2 separate regions of the Homo sapiens genome follow, and region 2 is linked to region 1. Evidence: chromatin loops called from intact Hi-C (ENCODE). Cell type or tissue: PC-9. All regions are shown on one strand. Links, peaks and the distances in the headings refer to the core of each region. The heading gives the core; the rest is flanking DNA. Region 1 has its middle 180 kb from the start of UBE2E2-DT. Region 2 has its middle 110 kb from the start of UBE2E2-DT.

The links. Peaks named below come from ENCODE experiments on the same cell type or tissue, not always from the same donor. Only the 100,000 strongest peaks of a DNase experiment are listed, where the experiment ranks them.
Region 2: it touches region 1 in a loop (18-fold over the local background); 3 of 110 quality-filtered maps call a loop at or near these places.

The regions. Positions count from the first base shown.
Region 1 is chr3:23,015,588-23,025,066 of GRCh38, forward strand. No RefSeq gene overlaps it. Among named protein-coding and RNA genes, the nearest start is that of UBE2E2-DT, 180 kb to the right of the region's middle. In PC-9, for the core only: no CTCF peak of the experiment used is centred there; DNase peaks (open chromatin) are centred at 4,264 and 4,624; H3K4me3 peaks cover 1,110 bases; H3K27ac peaks cover 941 bases.
Region 2 is chr3:23,092,567-23,102,045 of GRCh38, forward strand. No RefSeq gene overlaps it. Among named protein-coding and RNA genes, the nearest start is that of UBE2E2-DT, 110 kb to the right of the region's middle. In PC-9, for the core only: no CTCF peak of the experiment used is centred there; DNase peaks (open chromatin) are centred at 2,705 and 3,675.

The DNA.
Region 1 (9,479 bases), core at 3,580-6,079:
CCCTTCATGCATAAAGGACATTTACAAATAAATAAAGGAAAAATCCTCCATAGAAAAATTTGACTAAAGTATAGAAGAATTTATAAGAAGGACATATAAATGTTCAAAAAACATAAGAAGGGTCCAACCTTACAAGAAATTAAATATATGTAAATTAAAGCCCAATAAATTAATACTTTTCTCCTATCAAATAGACATTGATTTCTTTTAATGTTAATACAGATGTTGGCCAAGTCACTGGTTAATGAACATTATTATTCATTTTGGCTCACATTAGTATTAATTGATAAATTTCAAGGGGTGATTCAGTAGTATGCAGCAAGTACCTTTAAAATGTCCATAACCATTGGCCACCTGATTTTACTTATTTTAAAGAAATTATCCCAGATGCACATACAAAGACGCATGTGTATACAATGGAATACAAGACAGACGTAAAAATGTTATCATTGTAGGACAGATAGTAATTATATTGAAAAATGTACTCCATACAGTATATTGTTAAATGGAAAAAAGTTATAAAGCAGATTATACAGAGTTGTTTCCATTTTTAGAATATACATATATAATTATTATTGTGTGGTTATACAAATATATACAGGTGATAAAAATGACATAAAACTATATATACTCATTGTACCAATGTCAATTTCCTGGCTTCTGATGACATAGAACTATATACACTCATTGTACCAATGTTAATTTCCTGGCTTCTGACATTGTACTTTAGTTATATAAAACAGAACCATTGGGTATGACTGGGTGAAATGTGTAAGATTTGACTAATTTTTATTTTCATCACATGTTTATACTTTTGTTCAATGAACAAATATTTTCATAAGAAAATATTATTGAATAATGTAAAAACCTAAAGATGTCCCAATAATTAAAATCTTTTTGAATATATATTTATGTGTGTGTGTGTATTATAGATGTAAGATATACATATGAGGAAAGATGGATGGATGAATGGATGGATGGATGGATGGATGGATGGATGGATGGATAGATGACAGAGCCATTATGAAACTTATCATATATTAAAATGACATCACAAAAATGCTTCTGATAATACAAGTTGGATATGTAAGGAACAGACAGAGCTTTCATATTAATCAGTGGTAAGCTACTGTATCTTTAAATTGAGTTAATAATCAGTTCTTTACATTAAATCACATTTTTATAATTGTATATGTATTTTATTGTGATCAATTACAAACATAGACATCAACATCAACAAATATAAAACAGCCTTGTTTTTTCTTCTCTCCTGTCCCCATCACTGAAATGTCCTTCAGCTCTTCCCTTTTCCTTGCCTTCAAGAATTACGATGGAAACAGTTTGAAATGGAAAAAAAACTGCAATTTGAATTTGATTTATTCTATTTAGCATCTGTGGTCAGGGGCAAATCTTTTATCCTCTCTGAGTCTCGGTTAACTCTTCTGTAAATGGAAATATTAATTAAGCCACTTACAGAGTAGTTGGGAGCATTAACTGAGAAGACATGTGCAAAGTAACAAATACTGGTAGGTTCTTCACACATGTGAGATTCCTCTTTTTTCTTTCTCCATTTACTTCCTATTCCTTGACCTCTCCTATTGCCAACATTTTGAAATTCTTATTTTCTGAGAAAACACAAGGATTTTTTTAAATTTGTGCAGACTGGGACACTAATTTTCTCAGCAAGATCACATTTTAAGAACTAAGCATCACTAAGGGCTTTTTTCTTTTATGGGGATGAGAGGGTATGGAGGAGAACAGAGACTAATATTTTTTTGGCACCACTCACAGCCCAGTGCCGTATGGAGCACAGCCTCTCCCAGTTATAACAGTTGTTGGATATTCAGTTTTACCGAATCCACCAAGAGTACATTTATCTGGAAAAACTCCTGAGAACACTAAAGAAAGCTAAGAGCAATTCTATTCTCGAAGCACTATTTCTTCTCCATGTCATTTTTAATGCTGCTGAATGCCATTATGCAATGATTTTAGTAGAAGTCGGCTTTTCAAAATGGCATATTTTTTCGCCTATCCCCAAGAATTCATCTTATATTTCAAATGGCCTAGTTTCAAGCTGTTATATCAGTCAGGCTAACACATGGTCACAGGCTTAGCAATTTAGGGGTAGGGGAGGGGAGAGGGAGATGAAAGGGCTTGATTTGCCACGATGGTATAGCACAGCCCTTAAATCTTTAGGGTTTCTTCAAGTCCTGGCTTCACCTCCTCTGTTGTTCCACATCCACACATACTCAGCATTTCACATTCAGGTCATCCAGCCCTTATTTCCAGCTCACTATCACAACCCTCAGGGCAGTCCACTGTGGTCTTTCCCATCATTCAAATAAATAACAAAATCGTGTGCTGCAAAAACAGCAATAAGTGAAAAATGCAAACCTGCCTGTCCTGTATGTGACTCATGGCACAGCAAGCTGAAGGATCTTCAGTGTGCTATTCTCATTACATAATAACCCCTCTGGTTCCAAGCTGCAGGAGCCCTTCCAATTTATATCAGTGTCTGGGTTGTTCATCTTTTTTTTTTACCATTCTGGCCTTTAGCCTGTATCTATTCTCTGTTAGCTCTAATCTAAGTAAGGAGAATACATTCTGCAGAGTCAAGCAGGTAGGGCTGATTTTTAAATGTGCACATATTTAGGTAGAATATTCTAATGCTTCATTGTAGTGGGCATTTGTTTTCCATTTTCTGAGCTTGGTTGGCCCCATTCTCCCCGCATCCTTGGAGCTGCCAATACTTCCAGTAGACTCTTTTCCTATAAAATGTGGCCAGTTATTTCCTGTTATTTGCAACCAAGAACCCTGAGTAATATAACCTTCAAGTCATCACAATACATTCTCATAATCTAAGATAAGGGCAATAAAAATATGTGGAGACCTTCAGATAATATGAATATTAATAAAATGTATACTTGAAAGAAAGATGTTTATGAAACACTGCCAGGGAAAACAAGCGCTGTATAAAACAGTATGTATAGTATGATCTTTTTGCAAAAGAAAAAATATAGATATATATCTACATGTCAAGAAAACTGAAAGGATACTATCAAAATGTTAATAGGGTGGGTAATCTTCATGAGAAGAACTCGCCTGTGATTTTTATTTAATTCTTTTTGCTTCTCCATGCTTTCTATAGTTTCTACCATGAACACATATTCCTTTTGCAATATGAAACAAATAATAAATGTTATTTTAAGGAATGCATTATATGTTGAATTCCTAACACCCAATGTGACAATATTAGGAGGCAGAGACTTTGGAAGGTATTTAGGTAATGAGGATGGAGCCCTCATGAATGGGATTAGTGCCCTTACTCTAAGAGGTCAGAGAGCTACTTAGCTGCCTTTCTACCAGGTGAAGATACAATGAGAAGTTGGCAGTCTGTGGCCCAGAAGACAGCTTTCATCAGAACCTGATCATGCTAGCACCCTGATATCAGACATCAAGGCCTCCAGAATCAGGAGAAATAAATTCCTGTTGTTTGTAAGCCACCCAGTCTATGGTACTTTGTTATAGAAGCCTAAGCTGACTAAGACATTTAGCAATATTGCAATTTCAGACAAATTTCCGCCTTTTTTAAATAAATAAAATAAAAGCAGAAATTTTTTAGGAAGTTTCAAAGCTCACTAGTTAAAGGCTGTGCCATTACAGTCCTGATAATTTACTCACCTCACATCAATTCCTCTCCTGCTAGGATAATTCTGTAGAAACATTTGTCTGTGTTTTTTTTTTCTTTTTATTAATTATTCAGCATTGTGTCTGGTTTTGCTTCAAAGGTCGGAGGCAAAATTTTCAAGTGCTCTTAGAATTTACTTATTTTCCTTCAAGAGTGTTTAGAATAAAATATCCAGAGTTATATAATCTGTTAAACATTAATTGGTCATGCAAAATTTTACATCTCTTGATTGTACCATTTCTAGAGTTCAGTCCTTGCTCTCTCCTTGTACATCATTGGTTTTCAAACGTATTGGTCTTGGGATCTCTTTATACTTATAAAAATTGCATAGAGGTTTGGGGGAGAAATGGCAGATAAGAAGTAGAACTAACTTGCAGCTCCCACTCAGACAAACAGAAAAGCATGTGGAGACTCACATCATAAATTTTTGCTCCATGAACCACCACAGGAACATACCAGGAAAATGGAAAGAATTCACAGACCCTTTGAAAGAAGCAGCTTGCCACTGCAAACTCCATGAGACAGCTGAAAAACTGTGAATGCCCAAAGTGTGAGAAGGGGAAAGTCCACCTCCAAACACACATCCTCACCGGGGAACCTGAAAATCCAGATTTTAGATCCAGATTGAGAGAGTGCAGCAAAATATAAAAGTAGAAGAAGCAGGGGAAAGAGCCCTGTAGGCACTCCCAGTCCCCAAGGAGGCCATTTCTGACTTTGTCTCACAGGGGTTTTTGGGGAGGGCAGCCAATAAAATTGGGGAAGGGCCACAGGGAGACGTCCAGCTGAACTTTGCAATAATTTTGACTTAGCGTGAAATTTCCTGGGCAGAATCCAGGGGGTGAGTGGGAAGCGCAGATAAGAGCACAGAAGCCACAGCAGGCAGGGAGGGGTGAAGCTTGCAAGCCCTGCTTGCTTTCTCAGCAGGGAAGCTTATAGCCTGGGGCAAGATCTGATCCCTGCACACTGGAGGCCTGGATATGAATTCAGCTCTGTTGGCTGTTGGGGGAGCACAATGGGGGTTGGACTGGCCTTGCTGGGTACCTGGGAGCTGAGTGGGAACTGTCACTGCTGGCTTTCCCCCATTTCCCTAGCAACCTGTACAAAGCACCAGAGGAAGCCATAATCCCCCTTGGAACATAACTTCATTGGCCTGAGAACCACCCAATCCACCCCCACAGTGGATGCAGCAAACCCCACCCAAGGAGAGTCTGAGCTCAGACATGCCTAACACCACCTTCACCTGATGGTCTTTCTCTACCTGCCTGGTAGCCAAAGACAAAAGACATAAACTCGTGGGAGCTCTGCACCCCCACCCATTATCTGAGAAACCTGAATACTTATCCAGGTGACTTTAGAGCAAGCTTGTATCCTCCCCTACCCCCATACTACCGTAACTGACGCTTTCTTGAAAGCACCACCTTCTGGCTGGAGGCCAGTCAACTCAAGCCATTACAGCAACTCATAACAGAACAACCCTGCTCCAAGAAAGGAGAAAACAACAGCTAATTCCACCACCTGCAACATCCTCACTGACCAGAGCTCCTGAGTCTGCCCACATGACAACTTCACTGCTAGCAAAACCAGCATTCGGGAAAACCCTGCCACCTCTGCCACAGCAGATGCTGATATCCACGGCTGAGAGCTCAGAAGATAGATCACACCCAGGACTCTTTGCCGGCACTCCCCGGTACCAGCCAGAAGCCCAGTAGCTCTGCTGGGTGGCTAGACCCAGAAAAGCAACAACAATCACTGCAGTCTGGCTCTCAAGAAGCCCCATTTCTAAGAGAAGGCGGGGAGCACTACATCAAGGGATCCCCCCACGGGACAAAAGAATCTGAAAAGAAGCCCTCGTGTTCCAGATATTTTCTCTGATATAGTCTACCCAAATGAGAAGGAACCAGAAAAACAATTCTGGTAATATGACAAAACAATGTAACACCCCCAAAAGATCACATGAGCTCATGAGCAATGGATCCAAACCAAGATGAAATCTCTGAATTGCTAAATACAGAATTCAGAGGTCGATTATTAAGCTACTCAAAGAGGTACCAGAGAAAGGTGAAAACCAACTTAAAGAAATTTAAAAGATAATACAAGATATGGAAGAAAATAAATCTCCAGATAGATATCATAAATAAAAATAATCACAACTTCTGGAAATGAAAGACACACTGTATTAGTCTGTTTTCATGCTGCTGATAAAGACATACCCAAGACTGGGCAATTTACAAAACAAAGAGGTTTAATGGGTTTACAGTTCCATGTGGCTGGAGAGGCCTCACGATCATGGCAGAAGATGAAGGGTATGTCTCACATGGCTGCAGGTAAGAGAAGAGTTCGTGCAGGGAAACTCCCATTTTTAAAACCATCAGATCTCATGAGATTGATTTACTATCACAAGAACAGCGGAGGAAAGACCAGCCCCCATAATTCCATCACCTCCCACCAGGTTCCTCCCATGACACGTGGGAGTTGAGGGAATTATAATTCAAGATGATATTTGGATGGGGACAGAGCCAAACCATATCACGCACTTAGAGAAATGCAAAATGCACTGGAAAGTATTAACAGCATATTGGGATTACGTTAAATGCCAAACCTAAGAATAATTGGTGTTCCTGAGGAAGAAGAGAAATCTAAAAGTCTGGAAGACTTATTTGAGGGAATAATCGAGGAAAACTTCCCCAACCTTGCTAGAGATCCAGATATCCAAATACAAGAAGCTCAAAGAACACCCAAGAAATTCATCACAAAAAAAATCATCTCCCAGGCACATAGTTATCAGGTTACCTAAAGTCAAGACAAAAGAAAGAATCTTAAGAGCTGTGAAGCAAAAGCATCAGGTAACCTATAAAGGAAAACCTACCAGATTAACAGCAGATTTCTCAGCAGAAACCCTGCAAGCTAGAGGTGATTAGGGTCCTATCTTCAGCCTCTTTAAACAAAATAATTATCAACCAAAAATTGTGTATCCAAGGAAACTAAGCTTCATAAATGAAGGAAAGATAAAGTTTTTTTCAGACAAACAAATGCTAAGAGAATTCACCACTACAAAGCCAGCACTACAGGAATTACTACAAAGAGTTCTAAATTCTGAAACAAAACCTGGAAAAACACCAAAACGGACCTCCTTAAAGCATCAATCTCACAGGGCCTATAAAACAATAATACAATGAAAAAAACAAGGTATTCAGGCAACAACTAGCACAATGAATAGAATAGTACCTCACATCTCAATACTGATTTTGAATGCAAATGACCAAAATACTCCAATTAAAAGATACAGAATGGCAGAATGAATAAGAGTTCACCAACCAAGTAATCTGCTTTCTTCAAGAGACTCAACCTAACACAGAAGAACTCATGCAAACTTAAGGTAAAGGGGTGAAAAAAAAGATATCCCATACAAATGGCCACCAAAAGCAAGAAGGAGTAGGCTTTCTTATATCAAATAAAACAGACTTTAAAGCAACAACAGTTAAAAAAGACAAAGAGGGACATTACATAATGATAAAAGCACTAGTCCAACAGGAAAATATCACAATCCTGAATATATATGCACATAACACTGGAGCACCCAAATTTATAAAACAATTACTACTAGACTTAAAAAATGAGAGAGATGGCAACACAGTAATAGTGGGGGACTTCAGTACTCCAGTGACAGCACTAAACAGGTCATCAAGACAGAAAGTCAACAAAGAAACAATGGACTTAAGAAGCTATACCCTAGAACAAATAGACTTAACAGATATTTACAGAACATTCTACCCAATAACTGCAGAATATACATTTTATTCATCAGCTTATGGAACATTCTCCAGGATAAACCATATGATAGGCCAGAAAACAAGTCTCAATACATTTAAGAAGACTAAAATTATACCAAGTACTCTCACAGTTCACAGTGAAATAAAATTGGAAATCAACTCCAAAAGGGACACTCAAAACCATGCAAATACATGGAAATTAAATAATCTGCTCTGGAATGATCTCTGGATCAACAATAAAATCAAGAGGGAAATTTTTGTTTTTTGAATTGAATGATAATAGTGACATAGCCTATCAAAAGCTCTGGGATACAGCAAAAGTGGTAGTAAGAGGAAAGTTCATAGCAATGAATGCCTACATCAAAAAGTCTGAAAGAATACAAATAGACAATCTAAGGTCACACCTCCAGGCCTTTGAGAATCAAGAACCACACCCAAACCCAGCAGAAGAAAAGAAATAACAAAGATCAGAGCAGAACCAAACGAAATTGAAACAAAAACCCCAAAAGATGACCGATACAAGCAGTTGGTTCTTTGAAAAGATAAAATTGATAGACCATTAGCAAGATTAACCAAGAAAAGAAGATCCAAAAAGCTCAATTAAAAACAAAATGGGAGATATTACAACTGACACCACAGAAATACAAAAGATCATTCAAGACTACTATGAACACCTTTATGCTCATAAACTAGAAAACCTAGAGGAAATGGATAAATTCCTGAAAATATGCAGCCTTCCTAGCTTAAATCAGGAAGAAGTAAAAACCCTGAAGAAATCAATAACAAGCAGCAAGATTGAAATGGTAGTAAAAAAAAATTACCAACAAAAAAAAGTCCAAGATCAGATAGATTCTCAGCTGAATTTTATCAGACATTCAAAGAATTGGTACCAAACCTACTGAAATGATTCCAAAGATAGAGAAAGAGGGAATCCTCCCTAAATAATTATATGAAGCCAGTATCACCCTAATACCAAAACCAGGAGAGGACATTAAAAAAAAAAGAAAACTACACACCAATATCCCTGATGAAGATAGATGCAAAAATCCTCAACAAAATACTAGCTGACCAAACCTAACAGCATATCAAAAAAAAATCCACCACGATTAAAGTGGGCTTCATACCAGGGATATAGGGATGGTTTAACATACACAAATCTATAAATGGGATACACCACATAAGCAGAATTTAAAACAAAAATCACACGATCATCTCAATAATTGCAGAAAAACCATTTGATAAAATCCAGCACCCATTTATGGTTAAAATCCTCAGCAAAATCAGCATAGAAGGGACATACCTCAATGTAATAAAAGCCATCTATGACAAACCCACAGCCAATATTATAATGAATAGGGAAAAGTTGAAAGCATTCCCCCTGAGAAGTGGAATAAGACAATGATGCCCACTTTCACCACTTCTATTCAACATAGTACTAGAAGTCCTAGCCAGAGCAATCAGACAAGAGAAAGAAATGAAGGGCATCCACATTGGTAAACAGGAAGTCAAACTGTCGCTGTTCACCAGTGATATGATCATATATGTAGAAAACCCTAAAAACTCATCCAAAAAGCTCCTAGATCTAATAAATGAATTCAGTAAAGTCTCAGGATATAAAATCAATGTAGACAAATCAGTAGCACTGTTATACACCAACAGTGACCAAGCTGAGAATCAAATCAAGAACTCAAACTCTTTTACAATAGCTGCAAAAAAATAAATACTTTGCAATATACCTAACCAATGAGGTGAAAGACCTCTATAAGGAAAACTACAAAACACTGTTGAAAGAAATAATAGATAACACAAACAAATAACAGACAACACCCATACTCATGGATGGGTAGAATCAATATTGTGAAAATGACCCCACTGCCAGAAGCAATCTATAAATTCAGTGCAATTCCCATCAAAATACCATCATCATTCTTCACAGAACTAGAAAAAACAATCCTAAAATTAATGTGGAGCCAAAAGAGAGCCCACATAGCCAAAGCAAGACTAAGTAAAAAGAACAAATC
Region 2 (9,479 bases), core at 2,476-4,975, 76 kb after region 1:
GGTCCATTCCAGACCCTGTTTGCCTGGATATCAGCAGCGGTGGCTGCAGAACAGTGGATATTGGTGAACTGCAAATGCTGCTGCCTGATCGTTCCTCTGGAAGTTTTGTCTCAGAGGAGTACCCGGCCGTGTGAGGTGTCAGTCTGCCCCTACTGGGAGATGCCTCCCAGTTAGGCTACTTGGGGATCAGGGACCCACTTGAGGAGGCAGTCTGCCCATTCTCAGATCTCAAGCTGCATGCTGGGAGAACCACTACTCTCTTCAAAGCTCTCATACAGGGACATTTAAGTCTGCAGAGGTTACTGCTGCCTTTTGTTTGTCTGTGCCCTGCCCCCAGAGGTGGAGCCTACAGAGGCAGGCAGGCAGGCCTCCTTGAGCTGTGGTGGGCTCCACCCTGTTGGAGCTTCCCAGCCACTTTGTTTACCTACTCAAGCCTAGGCAATGGCGGGCGCCCCTCCCCCAGCCTCACTGCCACCTTGCAGTTTGATCTCAGACCGCTGTGCTAGCAATGAGCGAGGCTCCATGGGCATAGGACCCTCCTAGCCAGGTGTGGGATATAATCTCCTGGTGTGCCGTCTGTTAAGCCCATTGGAAAAGCGTAGTATTAGGGTGGGAGTGACCTGATTTTCCAGGTGCTGTCTATCACCCCTTTCTTTGACTAGGAAAGGGAATTCCCTGACCCCTTGTGCTTCCTGGGTGAGGCAATGCTTCGCCCTGCTTTGGCTCAGGCACGGTGCGCTGCACCCACTGTCCTGTACCCACTGTCCGGCACTCCCCAGTGAGATGAACCCGGTACCTCAGTTGGAAATGCAGAAATCACCCATCTTCTGCGTTGCTCACGCTGGGAGCTGTAGACTGGAGCTGTTCCTATTCAGCCATCTTGGCTCCCCCCCAGATCTTGTTTTAAAACAGTGTTAAGCCACCACACCAAACTTTCTAGCATGCAAAACTATCCCATTTTTATAAAGCCAAATTAACAGCTGACTGACTGTATGCCTCTTCTTAATACACAATGACTTTGACAGTCACAAATGCTTTTTTTCTTTTTTTTTTTTTCTGAGACAGAGTTTTGCGCTTGTTGCCCAGGCTGGAGTACAATGGTGTGATCTCGGCTCACTGCTACCTCTGCCTCCCGGGTTCAAGTGATTCTCCTGCCTCAGCCTCCCAAGCAGCTGGGATTACAGGTGTGCACCACCACACTTGGCTAACTTTGTATTTTCAGTAGAGATGGGATTTCACCATGTTGGCCAGGCCAGTCTCGAACTCCTGACCTCAAGTGATCCACCCACCTCAGCCTCCCGAAGTGCTGAGATTACAGGCATGAGCCACTGCACCCAGCCATCACAAATACTTTTAAGCCCACACTTCCCATCTACAATCTCTGAGATATTAAGCAAGTCACAAACCCCTCTGAGCTTCAGTGTTCTTATTCGTAAACTTGGGATAAGACTCACTTAACAGGTAGTCATTGAATGCCTGATATATGCCATTCATTATTATAGGTGATGGGGATACAGAAGTGAAAAATAAAAATAAAAATTTGAGCCATTATGAAGCTTTGATTTTTCTGCTCCTCAAGATTGTTTGGAGGAGTACAAAAGATAACAAAACAAACATAACATTATTAGTGCATACTAGGTACTCAACGTTAGGTCCTCCAGCTAATCCCCTCGCTCAGCTTTGTTTCACTGTAATAAGTGCTATGGAGAGAGGGAGAAAATGTAGTGAGCCACTTCTGAACTGACTTTAAAAATCGAAAACACAAACCTCATTTAGGCCAATATTTTCTTCAAACTTCAAATTGTGATGTATTAGTGAGTCGTAAAATCAGTTTAGTGGGTTAAGGTCGATATTTTTCTTAAATTAAAAAATAGGATAAAATGGGATAGACTCAAACAGAACAGAATGGGACAGAATGAGGGGATGGGATGGGGTGGGGTGGGACAGGACACGGTGGAATGGGATGAGACGGGATGGATGGGATGAGATAAATGAAAAAATTCTGTTTCAATTGTGAATGTGTGTGCCTGTGTGTGTGCACCTATACACTGGATCAGGATGTAAAATGCATTTCTGACTGTAAGTCACCGTCAAAAATTTTTGAAAGCCACTGACCTATACATGGTTTTAAATTTAAAAAGAGAAATTTTCTGTTTTCACTGTTATCCTCAAATACCTAACTTCTTACCTAGTATTTGCAATGATTACTATAAAAACATGCATACAGATGAATTCGGTTTTCAAGAAAATGAAAAAACGTTCTGTAAAATAGAAAACATTTAGAAGTTCATTCCTACAGTCCTATATATGGTATTTCCCAGAATGACCAGCCCAGAAGTGGAATACATGGAGAAGGAAGGAGGCAAGGGGGTATACTGGTCTCTCTCTAAACACATTTTCAAAAAGGGACACCTTCTCAATAATTTCTAAACTAATATGTTTACAAAATGGTGTTTGGAACTACTATGAAGAAAGATAGAGGGAGATGTGAAAAAGATTGCATAGTGGGAAGACAGGGTAGACGAATGGTGCCGTATTCCTCCCCACCAACTAATGCGACAGGTCTTGCCCAACGCTGTAGACAAAACCACTATGCCCTCCCTCCAGGGAAACTACCTCTGATTTTAGAGCCCTGCATGTCTCTAACCCAGCCCACAGTCACCTAACAGGTGAAGAATAATGGCTCTACACTATGACCACATTTTTCCCATCAGTCTTACTCTCTCACCACTTGTTTACTTTGTGAATCATCCACTATTGTGAACTAAGTGGCTATAAGCCAATCTAGTCATGAGCAACTAGTAGACATTTTGGGAGATATCTACTGCCTCTAAAAAGCAGTTGTTATTCATTTGTGTGTCCTCTCCAAATAATATTTTTAAATGCAAAAAAATAAGATGCATAGGGAATAAAAAGGAAGCCAGTTTGAAATATAATTATTGAAAAAGTTTTAAATATTTGTGATATAAAAATACATAGAATTCTCTACAAATAAATTAAAAATAGACCTAATAATGGGTATACTACAATTATAATTTCAAATAATGACATTAAATGACATGTTATCTGTTATGTGTCATGAAAATAAATATAATATCTGTTCATTACAGTGGAAAGCTAATTAATACCAGAGTGTTTTGTCTCACTAATAATTGAAAGAAGTTCTATATTTCAGCTGGAGTTAATGAAAATAAAAATGTAATTATTTGTCATATCCAAGAACATGAACTCTTTGGATTCTACGTATGCAAAGGGTCCATAGACTGCAGATGAAGAACCCAGATTAGAGGCAGGAGATGGCTCTAAATCTCTCTACAACCTCACTACCAGGTAACAAAAGAGGTACATGTCAGACAGAATCCCGTCATTTAAGTAACAGGCAGGTCCAAAACAATATGTATCCTGTTCTTTAAACCTGATGAAATCCGAGCCCTCTGTCTTTTTAAAGCCTGATAGCACCTTGCAGGAAAGGCTTCCCCAAGCCAAATGTGACAAAATTCTAACACCACAATTTAACTAATCCTCAAGTAGAGTCAGACATCCAAGAATTCTTCAAATTAGTGACTGAGGATAGAACATCTCAGGAATCACACACAGGCACTCTTCAGGGCTGCTGCACACAGTTGTGTTTGTTGAGCATTGCATAACCCTGTAACCAAATGCAGCACCCCTGCTGTCATTCCTAAGGGTACAGACATTCCTAAGGGTGTAGACATTCTCAGGGTATAGCTGGGCTCTCATCCTTCTACCTTGTTCCAAGAGACAATGCTCAAAATATTTAACATCACAAATAGTACCGACCACCCAATCAGAATGGAGGCTGACTATAAACAACTGCAGTCATGTACTGCATAATGCCATTTTGCTCAACAACGGACCGCATATATGACAGTGGTCCCATAAGATTATAATATGGGACCATCATAGCACAACACATTACTCACATGTTTGTGGTGATGCTGGTATAAACAAACCTACTGTGCTGCCAGTCATATGAAGGTCTAGCTCATACAATTATAAACAGCACATAATACTTGATAATAAACAATTATGTCACCGGTTTATGTATTTACCATAATATACTTTATACTTCCATATATGTTATATAATATTCTGTATATATATCTAGAAGGAGCATAAAGTATATTTTATATATAATGTAAAATACATAGATATATAATATATAGGAGTATAAAGTATACATTATATATATACATGTATATGTGTGTGTGTGTACATATATATATGTATTTTTTTTTCACTCTTGTTGCCCAGGCTGGAGTACAATGGGTGTGATCTCGGCTCACTGCAACCTCTGCCTCCCGGGTTCAAGCAATTCTCCTACCTCAGTCTCCTGAGTAGCTGGAATTACAGGAGCCTGCCACCACACCTGGCTAATTTTCTGTATTTTTATTAGAGACGGGGTTTCACCATGTTGGCCAGGCTGGCCTCAAACTCCTGACTTCAGGTGATCTGCCCGCCTCGGCCTCCCAAAGTGCTGGGATTACAGGCATGAGACACTGCACCCGGCTACCTTCTACATATTTTTAAAAATTAACTGTAAAACAGCCTTAGGCAGATCTTTCAGGAGGAATTCCAGAAGAAGGCATTGTTATCATAGGAAATAACAGCTCCATGCGTATTATTGTCCCTGAAGACCTTCCAGTGGGACAAGATGGGAGATGCAAGACAGTGATATTGATGATCCCGACTCCTGTGTAGACCTAGGCTAATGTGTGTGTTTCTTCGTTTTTGATTTAAAAAGTTTAAAATATAAAAAGAATTTTTATGGAAAAATGCTTATAGCATAAGGATATGAAGAAAATACTTTTGTAAAGCTGTAGGATGTGTTTGTGTTTTAAGCCAAGTGTTATTACAAAAGAGTCAAAAACTTTAAAAAATTAAAAAGTTGTAAAAAGTAAAACTGTTATAGTAAGCTAAGGTTAATTTATTATTGAAAAAAGAAAAATATTTTTTATCAATTTAGTATAGTCTAAGTGTTTATAAAGTCCACAGTAGCATGCAGTAATGTCCTAGACCTTCACATTCACTCACCACTCATTCACAGACTCATCCAGAGCAACTTTCAGTCCTGCAAGCTCCATTTATGGTAAGTGCCCAGTTCTAGTGTGCCACTTTTAATCTTTTATACCATCCTTTTACTGTACCTTTCTATGTTTACATATATTTAGGTGCACAAATACTTATCACCGTATTTTAACTGCCTACAACATTCAGTTACAGTAGCATGCTGTATCGGTTTGTAACCTAAGAACAATAGGTTATACTATAAAGCCTAGGTGTGCAGTAGGCTAACCCATCTAGGTTTGTATAAGTACACTCAATGTTTGCAAAAAAACAATGATTTGCAAAAGACAAATGTTTGCAAAAGACAAAATTACCTAATGACAGATTTCTCAGAATGTATCCCTGTCACTAAGTAACGCATGACTGTGATATAGTCATGATAGTATGTCCTAGCTGAATTTCAAACTTGTCTTATTCATGTAAGGGTGGGAGTATCTTCTAGGGCATCCCCATATCTTGACCACTAAATTTCACCAATGAAAGTCCATTTCCAACCTATCATGTACACATTAACAAAGCCTGTAGTATTGATCAGAAATCAACATAAGTAAAATACTCATTTATAGTAACCATTTCTGAAGTGTGGCCTCTTGATTAAATTCTGGTTAATTACTTCTGAAGGGTATAGTCCAACAACCATATTTCGCATATGGATTAAAATGAACACAAATGCAAATATATATCACACAAGCTATACTAAAAGTTTCTCTAAAGAATTATAAACCAGCCAGACGCAGGGGCTCATGCCTGTAATCCTAGCACTTTGGGAGGCTGAGGCAGGTGGATCACCTTTGGTCAAACGTTCAAGACCAGCCTCGCCAATATGGTGAAACCCTATCTCCACTAAAAATACAAAAATTAGCTGGGCATGGTGGCGGGCTCCTGTAATCCCAGTTACTCAGGAGAATGAGGCAGGAGAACCACTTGAACCTGGGAGGTGGAGGTTGCAGTGAGGCGAGATCCCGCCATTGCACTCCAGCCTGGGAAACAGAGCAAAAACTCCATCTCAAAAAAAAAAAAAAAAAAGAAGAAGAACTACAAGCCAGATACTCAATTATCACTACTTTAATAAAAACAATCTATTAGGTGTTTAATATGACAAACTATTTTTGAAGCAAAAAAAAAAATCTCTTACACTTATCATTGGAAGGAATTCAAAGAAAACTTTATTTTTGAGTTTGGGTGCTGCATTTTCCCTCTATTAAATGGCATTTTGCAAGCTTTGGGAAATCCCCAAACTGCCATGAAGTTGTAAAGGAATCAAATCCAGCAGGGAGAGCCTGTCATCCCCTTTATGAAGCATGAAGGGATGTAGTTTTTAAAAGGTTGTCTAGAGAGACTAAAAAAGATCAAATTTAGAGCATGGAAAAATTGTGATGAAAACAGATAGAGATACAGAAGAAAAAGTTGTTGTTCTTTTAAAATGATGAGTTTGAATGTGTGTGAGAGAAAAAGACATTTGTACAGTACAATTTGAGAAGCAGAAAAACATGATGAGTGAGATTGAAAAGGAAGGCATTTGGGCAGAGATAGATTTCTATCTTCCTGCTCTGATATCAAAGCAATCTCGAGCACTTAGATAGTAGTACTACATTCCACTAGGCTGCACCTAGTGAAACTGTTTTTTAAAAAAATCAAAGTCAGGATCATGTGAAAGAAATGTATGAAGGTAAGTACTCAGCCAGCCCAGGAGTCAAAAAATAGCCCAAACAAAATTCTCAAACAACAGTGTAAAAGCTAAAAAAAGAAAATGGCAGCTATAGAAAGGAGAGGTGTACGCCAAACTAGTTCTGATCAAAAAATAATTGTAAATAAACAATGAGATTTCTAATAGCAGATTTACTGAATCATGACCAAAACAAAGACAACTAAGAGTGCCCAGGACTCAACAAACGTTCATGACAATAGTTGAAAACATCATTTTGTTTTCTTCTGGGACGCAGCTTGACTATATTTCCCCGCACCCATTGAGGTACTGTGGGCCAAGTGACTGGGCTCTGACCAATCAACTGTGGATGAAAATAATAACCCTCACTTCAGATCTGACCCACACAAACCATTCATGCACACCTCCACAGTTTTTATTTCATCTTCCACAAGCTTAATGGCTGGAGAAGATTTTGAAGACCTGCAGAAAAGTTGGAGCACAAGGAACCTGGTTTCTGAAAACAACGCATAGAACAAAAGCAGTGCACAAAGATATGGTTACCCATGAACGGGGAGACTATGAGCAACCCTTTGTTCACTTCCCTTCAATTTCCTATACTCCTTTACATTTTTATAATAAGCAAACACTAAGAATATTTTTAATATTTTTCACTTCCTTTTAACTTCCTCTACTTCTCTAAATTTTTATAATAAGCAAACACTAAAAAATATTTTTGTTTTATGATCTAGTAAGTTAATATATTTAAACAAGCAAAAATGTTAACTTTCTAGAAGTAAAATCATTCCTACTTTCTTTTAATAATTCTAGAAGGGCTGGGAATGCTCTCAGCATTCAATAAATGTAGTAAAAAAGAATAAATAGTGTCTTAGTTCGTGCTCGCACTGCTATAAAGAAATATCTGAGACTGGGCAATTATAAAGCAAAGAGGTTTAGTTGGCTCACGGTTCTGCAGGCTGTAGAGGAAGCATACTGGCTTCTGCTTCAGGGGAGGCCTCAGGGAGTTTTTACTCATGGCGGAAGGCAAAGCGAGATCAGGCATCTTACGTGGCGGGAGCAGGACTGAGAGAGGGGAGAGGTGCCACACACTTTTAAACAATCAGATCTCACAATAACACATTCACTCACTATCACCAGAACAGCACCAAAGAGGTGGTGCTAAGTCATTCATGAAGGACCACCGCGTGATCCAATCACATCCCACCAGGCCCCACCTCCAACACTGGGGATTATAATTTGACAGGAGATTTGAGCAGGACACAGATCCAAACCATATCAAATATTTTCTGATATCCTCAACATTTTGCTTATTTGTCAAAGCTTATCTTAAAATGTGACAATCTCAACTAAAATACTTGAGACAAAAAAAAAAATACTGCATACATTCTCCTCATGGTGTGAAGCACCCTGTGCCGACCATCCTTACTGTACATCTATGACTGTTTTCTAAACATAAAGACTGCATTTGAGATGTTTTTCGTTTTTAGAAGGAACATTGCACTGTTGGCTCATATCGGTCTTATAATCATCTAAAACCCTCAAGTCTTTTTCACATAATTTGCTTTCAAGCCTGATTTACCTCACTCTGCACTTGAACAATTGGTTTTATTTACCTCCAAATGCTGGACTTTAAATTGATCCTTGTTAGGCTTTATCTTATTTGTTTTGGTCCATTAGTAGATTCCATTGAGATGCCCTTGAATTCCTGATTCTTCAATGTTGCATATTACTTATCTCTCTGAATATGATAATTTTATTACCTCCTAAGTCTCCAAAGTTAAAGACAAAACTGTTAAATGGGTATGACAGAATTAACGATTCAGATAATACCCTAGCTCCTAGCATCAAAGAGTCAACTGAAGCCTACTTGCTAGTGAGCCACCAACTGCACCATCCACACTAGACACTACCCACTGGTGGGGTGGAAGCTCCAAATACACTTTCTGCTGTATATAGGAAGACTCAAGACTCAGCTTCCTAATCAAAAACTGATGCTTGCATCAACAGGTGCTTTGCCCATTTTTTTTCATTACAAAGTATGAATTTCATTTTTTAAAAATCTATTGTCTCCCTTGATCTGGATTTCTGTTTACCTCATCTGGTTGTGGAATTATTACTACCAATCCGCTAAAAGGTTGAAATCTACATTACTGGGGGTAGAGAAGCTAATGGGTCTCTGACATAATGTTCCATCCGTTCACTTTTATCTACCCTAAGATGAATCAGTGACATGCTCTTAAAGTTTTTGACATTCTCATGCTTTCAACCAGTTCTTCCCTACTGGCCAGGATATAGCAGATTCCCTTATTGCTTCCTCTACCCCATGGAAAAATAGTCAACAAAGCTAAGTAAAAAAATTGTGAGAAGTTACAGGTTACAGAAAAAAACATTTAGGAGATGTCTGAATAATTGGCATCTCATTTTACTCATATTTCTTATTTATCACTTTGGAAATCTCTTCCAATAAGGCCTCACTCAAATTCTCTATTTCTTCTGGGCATCTCTGTATTATACTCCTACATCTCATTATTCCAGGAATGCAGAACCTCACCAGATGGGTGGTGGCAAAATGGAAGAAGACATTCACAATTATGAGCAGCTCTAGCATAATATAAAATAGAGAATGACCAACCATCTTGGCTTGCCTGGGACTTGCAGGGACTTTTAGAACATCGGACTTCCAGTGCTAAAAGTGGGAAAGACCTGCGCAAATTCAGATGAGTTG